Regions from separate parts of the Homo sapiens genome. Here all the other regions are linked to region 1. Evidence: read pairs that join two places in POLR2A ChIA-PET (ENCODE). Cell type or tissue: B cell. All regions are shown on one strand.

Region 1 (4,000 bases):
GAGGAAGTACTGCAGAGGGCCACGAGACAGTCGAAACAAAAAGGCATGGCTACATTCAAATAAATTAAGGGTCAGAGAATTAACTGTAGTTTGTCTCTTTCCTTTCGGAAACAAACCCAGAAAACATTAAATAGGTGGAATGTCTTACACATTATTCAACAGCACCTCTAGTCCAGGATTTGAGAATTCAGCAATTGGGCATTCTTCCAGCGGTCTTTTCTTTACCGGCCTCTTAGCTTCAACCTCTCGAAGCAGAGAGGGTTCAACTGGGCTGCTACCTACAGAACAGCTTTTAATTCAGGCATCACGGGACCCCCCGCCCAGTCAGCTATAGGCAGGATAACAGGATGGCCTTCCTCCTAAGGATGGGGCTATGAGGTTTAGTGGCTTTTCTGGTAAAAACGCCTTCCTCTATCACAGACCTACAAAGCAATTTCATCTATCTGGGCAACGACAAGAATAAAGAAGCTAGGAGAAATACAAAATGCACCTAACCAACCCCAAGTCACAGAATTACAGAGAATTCTTCCCTATGGGGCGCCGGCTCCTGGCCTCGGCTTTCTAGCGTATACCTTGGTTTTTCTGTTTTTCATCTTCCTAGGTTCACTGTTCAAGTATCAGGCATCATGATCCTCCACCTCCCACCCTTCCCCCAGTGATTTTTTTTTTTTTAAGACAGGGTCTGGCTCTGTTGCCCAGGCTGGAGTGCAGTGGTACAATTACAGCTCACCGCAGCTGAACACTGGGGCCTAAGCGATCCTCCCACCTCAGCTTCCCAAGTAGCTGGGACTACAGGCGCGCACCACCACACCCAGCTCAATTTTTAAATTTCTCTGTAGAGAAGAAGCCTCCCCATGTTGCCAGGCTGGTCTTGAACGCCTGGCCTCCAACAATATTCCCACCTTTACCTCCCTAAACGCTGGCCCCTTCCCCAGCGTTGACGCTCTAGGTCAACGGGGAGGGGAAATCCCTGCCTGGAAGGCGCCAGGGACTCCAAAGCCGCTTCAACAGCTGCACAATCAAGTGGAGAGCTTCCAGGCTCGCAGTTTGGCGTTTTTAGCTTGCTAGTGAAAAGGGTAAACTGAGCAGGGAGCGGTGGCTCATGCCTGTAATCCCAGCACTTTGGGAGGCCGAGGCAGGTGGATCACCTGAGGTCGCGAGTTCGAGACCAGCCTGACCAACCTGGAGAAACCCCGTCTCTACTAAAACTACAAAATTAGCCGGGCATAGTGGCACATGCACAAGTAATTCCAGCTACTTGGGAGGCTGAGGCAGGAGAATCGCTTGAACCCGGGAGGCGGAGGTTGCGGTGAGCCGAGATCGCGCCATTGCACTCCAGCCTGGGCGACAGAGCAAGACTCTGTCTCAAGAAAGACGGAAAGGAAAGAAAAAGAAGAAAAGGGTGAGCTAGTGAAAAGCTTGCCAGCTTTGGCGCGTGAGGCAGTGAGGGGAGAGGGAGGGGTGGATGCTAGTCTGGCTGGGAACAGCCTGCGGAGAGACCATTATCACAGTTTAGTAACTACCCGTAAGGTGTGTCGCGCTTTCAGAGTCCCCACAGCACTTTCACTTCTACTATTTTACTTTCATCCTCACGAGTCTGTAGAGCCGGAGTATCATTAGCAGGTTTTTATTGATGAGGAAAAGGAAGACATTCAAGACCCATCTGGGAGCCTCCAGGAGTCCTTTCCCTTTGTTCTTCTAAGTCTAGCCCTGGTTTCCAAACTCCCCTGTCCCACCCCCACCCCAAGCCACCCTTCCTAAATGCCTGTCAACAAAAGCATAAAAGTAGAGTTCGCTCACTTCAAAGTGGGATGTGAAGCTCAGCATCCTGCTTTAAACGATTTTTTTATTTTTTTGACGGGGCGTGGTAGCTCACGCCTGCAATCCCAACGCTTGGGAGGCTTAGGATCGCTTGACCCCAGGAGTTTGAGTCCAGCCCGGGCAACATAGTTGGTTTTTTTTTTTTTTCTCCTGTCTCAAAAAAAAGGCATTGCAGAGATTGAAAACCGTTTCCCACCTTCTCCCCTGCAGTGTTTAGGAAGAGACAATCCGCCCCCGATTCAGCGCTTCCCAGCCCGCAGCAACTGCGCAGCGGGGGGAACCCAGGGCTCCGCGGCACCCGCAGGCTTTAGTTACTGCTCCGAGGCCCTCGGACCAAAGAGAGGCTGCGAGGAGGACGCGGCTCGTTTAGCTCGCTGCGAACCTCAAGATAACCCTTGGTTTCCATGCACATCCCCCCAACATTGCATGTGCTTTCATTCCTACGGTGCTGGGGTTACTTTCATTTATTGCTTTTGTTGACCAAAAAGAAAAAAACAATCCTGAGCGTGCACAGGGGGCGCAACGGGGGACCGGCTCCTCGTGGCTGACCGGCGGCGGGGCTGGCGCGCGGGGGCGGCCTGCGCGGGCCGCCCGGGGACGCTGCTCTGGGGTCCGGCCGCGGCCTCGTGGCCGCCCTGCGCGCGGTCCAGCACCAGCAGCGGGATCTCCTCCAGCCGGTCCGGCCGCTCCTTGCGCCGCAGGTAGCGCCGCCTCCACGTCGCCAGCCTCTGAAGCAGCCTCTGCAGGCTCGAGGGGCCCCACAGGCCGCGCTCCGGGGCCTCCTTGCCTGCGCGCGCGTGAGCTTGCCTGAGCTTCTTCCTGCGCGGGCCGCGGAACAGCCGCCGCCAGCACCAGCACCCAGAGCAGGAGCCGCCGTCGCCGGCCACCGCGCGCCGCCCGACCGCCTCCGGATCCCCGCGCGGAGGGGGGCCCCGCTCCAGGCGCGCCGCCTTCTCCAGCAGCTCGTGCTGCGCGCCGCCGCGCCGGGGGCCACCAAACCGGGGGGCCGCCATGGCCCGCGCAGGCCTCTTCTCGGAGCGCGGGGCCCACATCTCGGGAACCGTCGGGCTGGACAACAACGCTGCCGCCTCCAGGACTCCAAAGGGCCCCTCGCGTCCTCTCCCGGGAATGTACCCACAGGCCCCCTCTACGCGCTTGGGTTGCCCAGGAAACCCCAACGGTGACCCCACAATGCCCAGCAGAGCCCTCGCCCTCTGCCAATGACGGGGTCACCAGAATCCAGCGACCCAAGGAATCCCTCAAATAAGTCGGCCAAATTTCGCTGCGAACTGATTTACACATATGGCCTCACCTGGACAAGAAGGAATCTTGGAAGTTCCTGGGGCCCAACTCCTGGTTCACGAAGACACACAGCGTCCACGAGCAGGGGGCTGCGCAGCCTCCCCTGGGTCGAGGCGTGGGTTTCAGCCTCAGGCGTGTGTTGCGCTGGAGATTTGTATTTTGTGAACTGGTTTCAGGTGGTCTCAGCACTTTTCTGTTAACAGGGAACCAGAGTTTCAGGAAAGATCTCAAAACCTAATTTTCTTCATCTCGCCTCACTCAAAGGCCTCTTTCTTGTAAGACTATGATTGTTTTTTTTAAATAATTTTTTTTCTGATTGCAAACATAAGATTTTTGAAGAAATGTTGTAAAACTAATACAAAAAAGAAATACTCCTTTTTTCTGCTTTTTTATACATATTTTCGTGCTTATTAATTTTCTCCAAAGCAAAGTTAAATAATAATAGCTGCTATGGGGGCTGGTCGTGGTGGCTCATGCCTATAATCTCCGCAATTTGGGAGGCCAAGGTGGGCGGATCACTTGAGGCCAAGGGTTCGAGACCACCCTGGGCAACATGGAGAAACCCTGTCTCTACAAAAAATACAAAAAAAATGTCACGGCATAGAAAAAAAAATGCTACTCTGGGCACAGCCCTGGAGGGAGGGGCAGGGCAGTATCCAAAGCTCTTCTGGCAGCTGACTCCGTGGGGCCCCCTCCCCATGGAGAGTGAGTGGAATGAAGGGTTCATGCTATGCACTAAAATACAATGCAAATATTGATGCAAATAATTTTTTTAAATGAAATTGTTGCCCTCCTACCAAATGGGAAATTAATTTTATCACTGGATAGACACTTATGAAGAAACTGGACTTCAAGTTTGTCCATCCCAGTATTCTGG
Region 2 (4,000 bases), 95 kb before region 1:
TTGCCTCTACCCAAGTCTAGACCTCATTATCACACAGCTGGGTTGTTTACTACTATGTATAATTTTTCCATATGGCCCACTTACATCTAATCTATTCCAAATCACTTTACAAACTGCTATTGAATTAAATTCAAAAACAGTCATGACTCCTTTATACAAAAAGGGTAAAGTCAAAATTCCTAAGCCTTTCATTAAAGCCCTCTGGAGGACACATGTGCAGGCATGAGCACACGCATGCACACACACACACACGCACACAAAACCCCCACTACTTTCCTCTACATGCACCAAGATATTTCCTCATTATCCCTTAAACCTCACAAATTCATTCCCATTTCCAAACCTTTGCTCATCTCTCCCTACACCTGGAATGCCCTAACCCTTCATCCTTATTTAAACTCCAACCTTTAGGACTCAACACAAGCCTCTTTGCCGTGCTGTGAAAATTCCTGTGACAGGTGTCTACATCACTCATTTTTTTTTTTTTTTTTGAGACGGAGCCTCACTCTGTTGCCCAGGCTGGAGTGCAGTGGTGCGATCTCCGCTCACTGCAACCTACGCCTCCCGGTTCAAGCAATTCTCCTGCCTCAACCTCCCAAGTAGCTGGGATTATAGGCACAGACCCCCACACCTGGCTAATTTTTTGTATTTTAGTAGAGATGGGGTTTCACCATGTTGCCCAGGCTGGTCTCCAACTCCTGAGCTCAGGCAATCCTCCCACCTAGGCCTCCCAAAGTGATGGGATTACAGGTGTGAGCCACCGTGCCCAGCCTAGAATTTATAACATAGTATCTTGTATTGTTGTTTGTGGGTTGTATTTACATGCCAATTCCACAAGTTGATATAATGGTAGAGTCTACTTTGGTTTGAATCCCAGTTTTGCCACTACTAGCTATTCAGTCTAAAGAAAATTGCTTACTCTTTTTGAGCCGTTCTGTATCTGTAGAATGGGTCGATAATACCTGTCTTACAGTATTCTGAGGGGTAAATGAAGCATCTGGGTGAAAATCTCTAACTTTGCCAAGCACATAACAAATAATAAAAATAAGTTCCTTTCTTCTGTGTTCTCCCACATGTAGGTAGGTGAAATCATGTCATAAATGTTTGCTTAGCTATATCCTGCCTCATTCCAAGCAATATACTTAATAATGAGAGACATTCTGTAATATTAGAAATGATAATACAGTTTTACAGATGGAGCCCCTAATACTCAGCTTCCTGAAGGAGTTAGCCTACATCAGGTCAACATGATGGGCAGCAGGGTCAGAAAAACCTGAATGCAAATCCCAGCTCTGCTACTAACAGCTGTGTAAACTTTCTCAAGTTGCTTAACCTATCTGAGCTTCCTCATCTGAGTTTCCTCATCTAAAAGGAAGGGTTGCTGTGAAGATCAACTAAGATAATGCATGTAAGCGTTTGGCATGCCGCCTAGTACATAGCAATGCTCAATTAGTATTCATTTTCTTTTTTTGAGATGGAGTCTCACTCTGTCGCCCAGGCTGGAGTGCAGCGGCGCAATCTCAGCTCACTGCAACCTCCGCCTCCTGGGTTCAAGAGATTCTCCCGCCTCAGCCTTCCAAGTAGCTGTGACTACAGGTGCCCACCACCATGCTTGGCTAATTTTTGTATTTTTAGTAGAGAAGGGGTTTCACCATGTTGGCCAGGTCAGTCTCAAACTCCTGACCTCAGGTGATCTGCCCACCTCGGCCTCCCAAAGGCTGGGATTACAGGTGTGAGCCACCGCGCCTGCCAGTATTCATTTTCAATAAGTATTAATACTCATAAATGTTAGCTTTTTTTTATTTCTGCCAATACTTATTATTAATACCATTATTCCTGTTGCCTTGGGAACCACTATCAAAATGATGTCAGGCTGTTAGGACAGAGAGCTCTTCAGGAATCTCAGAGAAGCCTGAGCTGTACATATGGAAAAATAATCACAGCTGTTCTATAAATGTATCCATTCTGTCCTTTGTCAAGAAAATGACACCTTAACTAGGATTATATATGGTTTGATTGTTACCATAGGGACATGGAGAGCGTTTTAAAATATATTGTACTTAGTGTAATCTTTCATATTATTTTTCTGCTTTGCAGTTTCTGTAACCTAACAGCTATGTTTGCAATAGAGACATTTGGACTGATTCCCAGGTAAGGAGCAGGGCCTAACTGGACTTTAATTAGGGAATTTCTAAGACACAAATGGCAGCTAAGAAGGAAAAGCACCTCTCCCCCGTGTCTCCCAGAAGCAGCCTGTGCACTCACTTTTCAGGGCCCCCAGCTTAAATCTTATTATGAAAATTATTATTATACAGTATATAATGCAAATGAATCCTAAAACAACAACAAAAAACTTGTATGAAGTGTTCACTGCAAAGTCAATGGTTTTAATAAGTCTATATTTAGATTTTTGGGGGGCTATGAAATCTATCTTCCCAAATGACAGAAACTTGCTGTTTCCCTGAAGCCCTGGTACTTCTGCCCCCTATATGACATCCTAAAAATTGTATGTGTGTATAGTGTGTATACAGGGGCACAGCAGGAAGGAATTCCTGAGAACTGTTACTGCAGCAAAGGTCCCCTTTCGTGCCATCCCACTCAACAGCCACTGCCTTCCTATCAAACATGTCTCAGCTCCTCCTACTTGGCAGATGCCAGAATGCAGTGGTAGGGATTGGGAGGTGACAGTGGCTGTGCCCTCTGCTCTAAGCCTGGGTCAGCTTTCAACCATAGACCCTCATTCTGATGCATTTAGGAAACAGTAAAGGGATTTCCCTGGACTCAGCTCCAGTTCCCTTGGAGGGCAGAATGAAAAGTCCTAATACTGAAGTTAGGACCCCAAATGACTTTGCTACTCTGTTTTGGGCCTGGTGTTTGGAATTTGGGTGTTTGGGTTTTGTTTGATGGGTTTTTTTTGCGGGGGAGGGGAGAGGATTGTTAAATAAGGGCGTAAGAAAAACAATTAAGTTACTCATGGCCCTACTGTAAATATGACTGACTCCTGGAGTTTTTGTATTAATGGAATGTTAATAGTGTGAATAATCTGCAAATGAAGTCAAGAGTTGTTTCTACATAACTTTGGGAAACATGCAGAACCTTTTCCTAGTGACTTTTCCTCATGGGGTTGGTATGTTTGATTTAGGTGAATATTAAGGTCATGGGGTTGGTATGTTTGATTTAGGTGAATATTAAGGTATATACCCACCCAAGTACCCACCAACCGAAGAAGGAGTCAAGTGAGTTAGCCAGGAGAAAGAGCAAAGGAGGAGGATCTCACTCACCTGCCCCGCTCTCACCTGCCAGCAGCTAGAGTCCAGCAGCCAGGGCATATGAGCACAGCATACAGGATAGTCTGGTTAGTGACTGTAGGTTAGCCTCTGTTAACACCTGGGCCCTGAAGGGTAGCAGAGGCAGACAAGGGCTGGCTGGTGGTTGATATTTTCTTAATTGAGTCCTTTTCTAGAGCAGCGACTGGAGATGAGTTTGTAGAAGGCAAAGAGCTCGGCACTTCCTTGCTCCTAGTCCAGCACTCAACCCCACCACTTGCCCAGTGTCTCCATTCTGCTCTCTCTCTGGAATTGCCATCCTTTAACCAGCAGACTCACCCAGATCTTCAACCATCCTCTGAGCCCTCCCTCTCTCTCCTTGGGGAAACCAGACTCTCCCCCGAGGACACTGCTCCACCTTCTGGCCTCTCGAGTGGTGCTCTTTTCTTTCACCTGCCATGTACCTCAGGGGGCCCTATTACCAATTCCAGATATTATTTATCCTCGTTCTTGTAACAAAACCAAAAAAATAAACACAAAACCTACCCGATCCTTTGAGGCTCATGGCGTCCGCTGCAGCCCCAGCTGTCTGTCCTCATCACCATGTCCTCCCCACAGTCTGCTGCATTCATTCTCAACTTTGGCCCCGTCACACTCACACTGTTTTCCTCTCCACGTCAAGCCCCACCATCAGTGTTCGCATCCAGCATCCAAAATCGTGGCCTTACCACATC
Region 3 (4,000 bases), 110 kb after region 1:
CAATATATTACCTTCTAGGTATCACCTCATCCTATAGAATCCCTTCTAGTTTAATGTCCTGCCCCAAACAATACTAACCCATTGAAGATAACTATGAAACCTTTAAATGGACAGTGGTTCCTTTTAAAAGCAGCCTTACTGAAAATTTTATATACACTTAAATCAAGTAACAGTTACCGTGAGTTTTCTAAACTTTTGTGTTAACAGAAATGCCAGTTCAGCAGTGTGACTGTTACTTTTAAATGTCTGTCTTGCCGCCCTAGAGTGACAGACATCCCAGTTAAACATATTAGGAATAAGAAATACATAAATCCAATGAAGACTGTAGAAAAAGAATTTTAGCACTTGAAGGAACTTCAGTCATTTAACCCAACCCATTCATGTTATAGATTGAGACCATAGAAATAAAAGTAGCCTATAGGATACAAAAGTTAGCGGCAGATCTGAGATAAAAATCCAGCTCTTTGGATCCCCGCGTTTTTCACCACACTTAGCTGTCGTTCCCATGTATTACGAACAAAGAATCAAATATAATCAAGTGCAGCCTCACTTCACAGGCAAGAAAACAGACTAGAGTTTAATATATTGCCCATGTTTATCTTAAGGTGAAACATTTACTCTTACAACCACAGTTGATGTTAACCTAGTTAATAAAATATGAAAGGTAATTACTAGGGGAATTTTAAACGGCACTACATAAGCAAACATGACTCAAATTACTTTTTCCATTTCTGCTTCCCAAATTATTGGAGTTACTGAAGCAAGCTATGCTGCTTTCAATTCCAATGATAGGCATATTCCCAAATAAACTCATTTAAAGAGCTCATAAAATGAATTATCCTATTTCCAAGTCAGTTGATTAGCAAATTAAGATACAGCTCCAAGTTACCCTACTGCTTAAGGGTTTTCCGGTCCAATTTGTAAGGTTTTCGGATTTAAAGATTCAGACTGCATACCAAAGGTGGACAAAGACAACGCAAGCTGATTTAGGTTGTCACGTGGCACATACTCTAGTTTAAACCCTCAACTACAAGAAAAGAAATGGTGTATTGTCATTTTTGCCAAAGCACCCCAAAATGAAATACTTTCTTACTCAATCTAGGTTCTTTTTTTTCATTCTAGTCCCTTAAGCTCCTAGGATTTTTAGATGTTGAAAATACTCCCTGCGCCCGGCATTCAATATTGTATGGTTCATTAGGATCTGTTGTGGCTGGCTTTGGACATTTTTTGTTCACTAGTGAGTATCTGTATTTTTTATTTCTCTATGTACTAAAAAAAGCATTTCTCTACATAATGAACTATTTTTTTTTCTAGGTGGAGTAATGTATATAACGTAATTATATTCTAATTAATTGTTATGCTTATTTTTACAGGTAGAATTAGAAGATCATGTGATGTTGGAGTAGGAGGGTTTATCTTGGTGACTTTGGGATGCTGGTATGTTTGCTAAGTATTCAAGAACATCCATGATTATAGTAGGTTATCTAATTCAAAAAGCACATGCTCTTTTCAGAGCAGTCTCCCATTGGGAGATCCTCACCCTCAATGAAGAATCTTGATTTTTCAGGACATTTTCATGGAAATCTTAAAATGCTTGAACAGATAAATGCATATTAGACATCCCATTAAAAAGAAAGCTGTGGTTTTTACACTTCACTTAGGAAAGCCTCAACCATTTCCCTTACCCTAATACTTATTTCATCCCTGCTTATTCATATCTGAAAATGCTACTTTAAGAATGTGTTTACAACTACTGATGAGTGAATATAAAATATGGATGAACCTCAAATATTTGCCAGACCTAAGAGTATGATATGTATGTACTATATGGTTCCATTTATACATGAATTTCTACAGTGAGCTATTTAAGGTGGTAGAAATCATTTTATGTAGACATAGCATTATTATCCCGTTAAAAACGAGAGCAAATACTTGTTTCTTATAATAGCCAATGCTATCAGAAGACTTAAAAACTAATGGATTTTATCACTTTACAAATTGTTATGTAGACATCCTTTTTTTCCTAATAAAAAAAGAATGTGTTGATAGGTATTCTGACACCAAAACTGCCCAAAAATAGCACTATAAATTAGAACATATTTTTCAGTCTCAGGGTAGTAGTCATCTGTATTTAAGTTTTGTGTGATTTAGAGAAATTTCATAAATTAATTTCTGTAGGACTTTATATTAACAATTTATTCATATTCTTTTCTTCTAAGGTTTCATTGTAGGTATAATTATGCAAAGCAAAGAATCCAGGAAAGAATTGCCAGAGAAGAAATTAAAAAGAAGATATTATATGAAGGTACCCACCTCGATCCTGAAAGAAAACACAACGGCAGCAGCAGCAATTGAACAATCTTGAGCATAGAAGTCAATGTAAACGAAGTTAAGATCAACCACATAAAACATTTCATGTGCAATAAGCTCTCAATCAAGTAAATAAAGTTTAAGTTGTAGTCATTTTTTTCCCACACTTGTGTGGAATGAAAACTTGCCAGTTTATTCTGGCCCTGTGTCTACTGCCAGGATAGCATTCTTACGTGTTACATATAGTGGACTTGTCATCCTTAAAATGTGAACAGAATTTATTGGCAGTGTGGCAAAGAATTATAAAACATAGTGTTTAATGTACTTGGAGTTTCCTTGTAGTAGTAAGTATAGAGTTTGATGATAAGTAAACGTCCCTTAACAAAAACCTCAACCTTATTACTATCCCATTAAAAAACAGCAAATACTTACTGAGTTCTTGTAAGAGCTAATGTCATTGTAAGATTTAAAACTAAGGGCTTTTATCACTTTGCAAATTATTTTTTAAATGCATTCATCATTTGACAGTGTTCTCTCATTTCTTAAAATGCGAGTCATCTTCCAAAAGAGTTGTTTTTAACTGCCCTAAACATTTTTGGGGAAGTATGCAGGGTTTAAATTTTTAAGTATAATTAGTTCTGAATTAAAATATGCACATGGAACTTGTCTGGCAGACTGATGCAATAGTAAAACAACTGCAGAATTACTATTAATGTAAACAATCCATTTGAAAGTCAATCAGCTGCTCCCATTAAAATATTATTTAAAATACAATACCCACAGCATCTAACTAAATCCTCAGGATTTATTCTCCGGGAGAAATTATCCCTTTCTAGGAAAATGAAGTTATTTCTGGTTTTAATTCATACAATACTTTAAGAAAATCTGTTAAATATAACAAAACACAAGCTAGATGCTTAAGAAATGCTTAAAGAAATATTGGGGCGAAGGTAACAGCAGTCAACAGGATTGTGGCCATTACTGGTCCTATTATTTTGATGTACCATGGAAGGCACAGAAATCGAGCAAGGAAGAAAATATTAGTTATTTTGATCTACATCTTTTTCTAAAGAAAAGTGGAGCTTGCCTCCAGTTCAATTCACAAGAGCATTTTCCCTCCCATGCCCACCTTTTCTTGTGGCTGTCGCTAGGAAGGATGCAGAGGCTGTGTGGTTTACCAAATGCCTTAACTTAGCAGTGAATGACAACTGTCAAACACATGTTGAGGGAAAATTTTTACTGATTCACAAAAAGGAAGACAGTTTGCCCACTCTTAGTGGCACAAATCAAAGCTGCATGCACTACATTATCCAAATTAGTCGTAACCAAATAGTTAAAAAATTCTGCTGGGCACGGTGGCTCATACCTGTAATCCCAGCACTTTGGGAGGCCGAGGCAGTTGGATCACCTGAGGTTAGGAGTTTGAGACCAGCCTGGCCAACAGGGTGAAACCCTGTCTCGTCTAAAAATACAAAAATTAGCCGGGCGTGGTGGTGCATGCCTGTAGTCCCAGGTACTCAGGAGGCTGAGGCAGGAGAATCACTTGAACCCGAGGTGGGGCAGGCGGAGGTTGCAGTAAGCCAAGATCGCGCCATTGCACTCTAGCCTAGGTGACAGAGTGAGACTCCATCTCAAAAAAAAAAAAAAATTCCATAGGATGTTCAACCATGTTTTCAGAGGCCGCACTGCA

Evidence for each region. Peaks named below come from ENCODE experiments on the same cell type or tissue, not always from the same donor. Only the 100,000 strongest peaks of a DNase experiment are listed, where the experiment ranks them.
Region 2: POLR2A ChIA-PET joins it to region 1 with 5 read pairs; 4 of 35 experiments call an interaction of 5 or more read pairs at or near these places.
Region 3: POLR2A ChIA-PET joins it to region 1 with 6 read pairs; 10 of 35 experiments call an interaction of 5 or more read pairs at or near these places.

What each region holds. Positions count from the first base shown.
Region 1 is chr1:244,728,090-244,732,089 of GRCh38, forward strand. C1orf202 (chromosome 1 open reading frame 202) reads right to left here and starts at 2,926. Exons shown (of 1, transcript NM_001395959.1): 1 at 1,612-2,926. The coding sequence starts at 2,834. The coding sequence ends at 2,286. RefSeq lists enhancers at 1,373-2,109, 1,613-1,662, 2,110-2,847. In B cell, no CTCF peak of the experiment used is centred here; DNase peaks (open chromatin) are centred at 1,542, 2,222 and 2,622; H3K4me3 peaks cover 1,818 bases; H3K27ac peaks cover 1,115 bases.
Region 2 is chr1:244,633,392-244,637,391 of GRCh38, forward strand. It overlaps CATSPERE (catsper channel auxiliary subunit epsilon), which reads left to right. Exons shown (of 22, transcript NM_001130957.2): 21 at 2,098-2,151. Among named protein-coding and RNA genes, the nearest start is that of DESI2, 18 kb to the right of the region's middle. In B cell, no CTCF peak of the experiment used is centred here; no DNase peak of the experiment used is centred here.
Region 3 is chr1:244,840,822-244,844,821 of GRCh38, forward strand. COX20 (cytochrome c oxidase assembly factor COX20) reads left to right here. Exons shown (of 4, transcript NM_198076.6): 2 at 1,123-1,237; 3 at 1,374-1,437; 4 at 2,220-4,000. The coding sequence ends at 2,355. Among named protein-coding and RNA genes, the nearest start is that of COX20, 7.2 kb to the left of the region's middle. In B cell, no CTCF peak of the experiment used is centred here; no DNase peak of the experiment used is centred here; H3K27ac peaks cover 673 bases.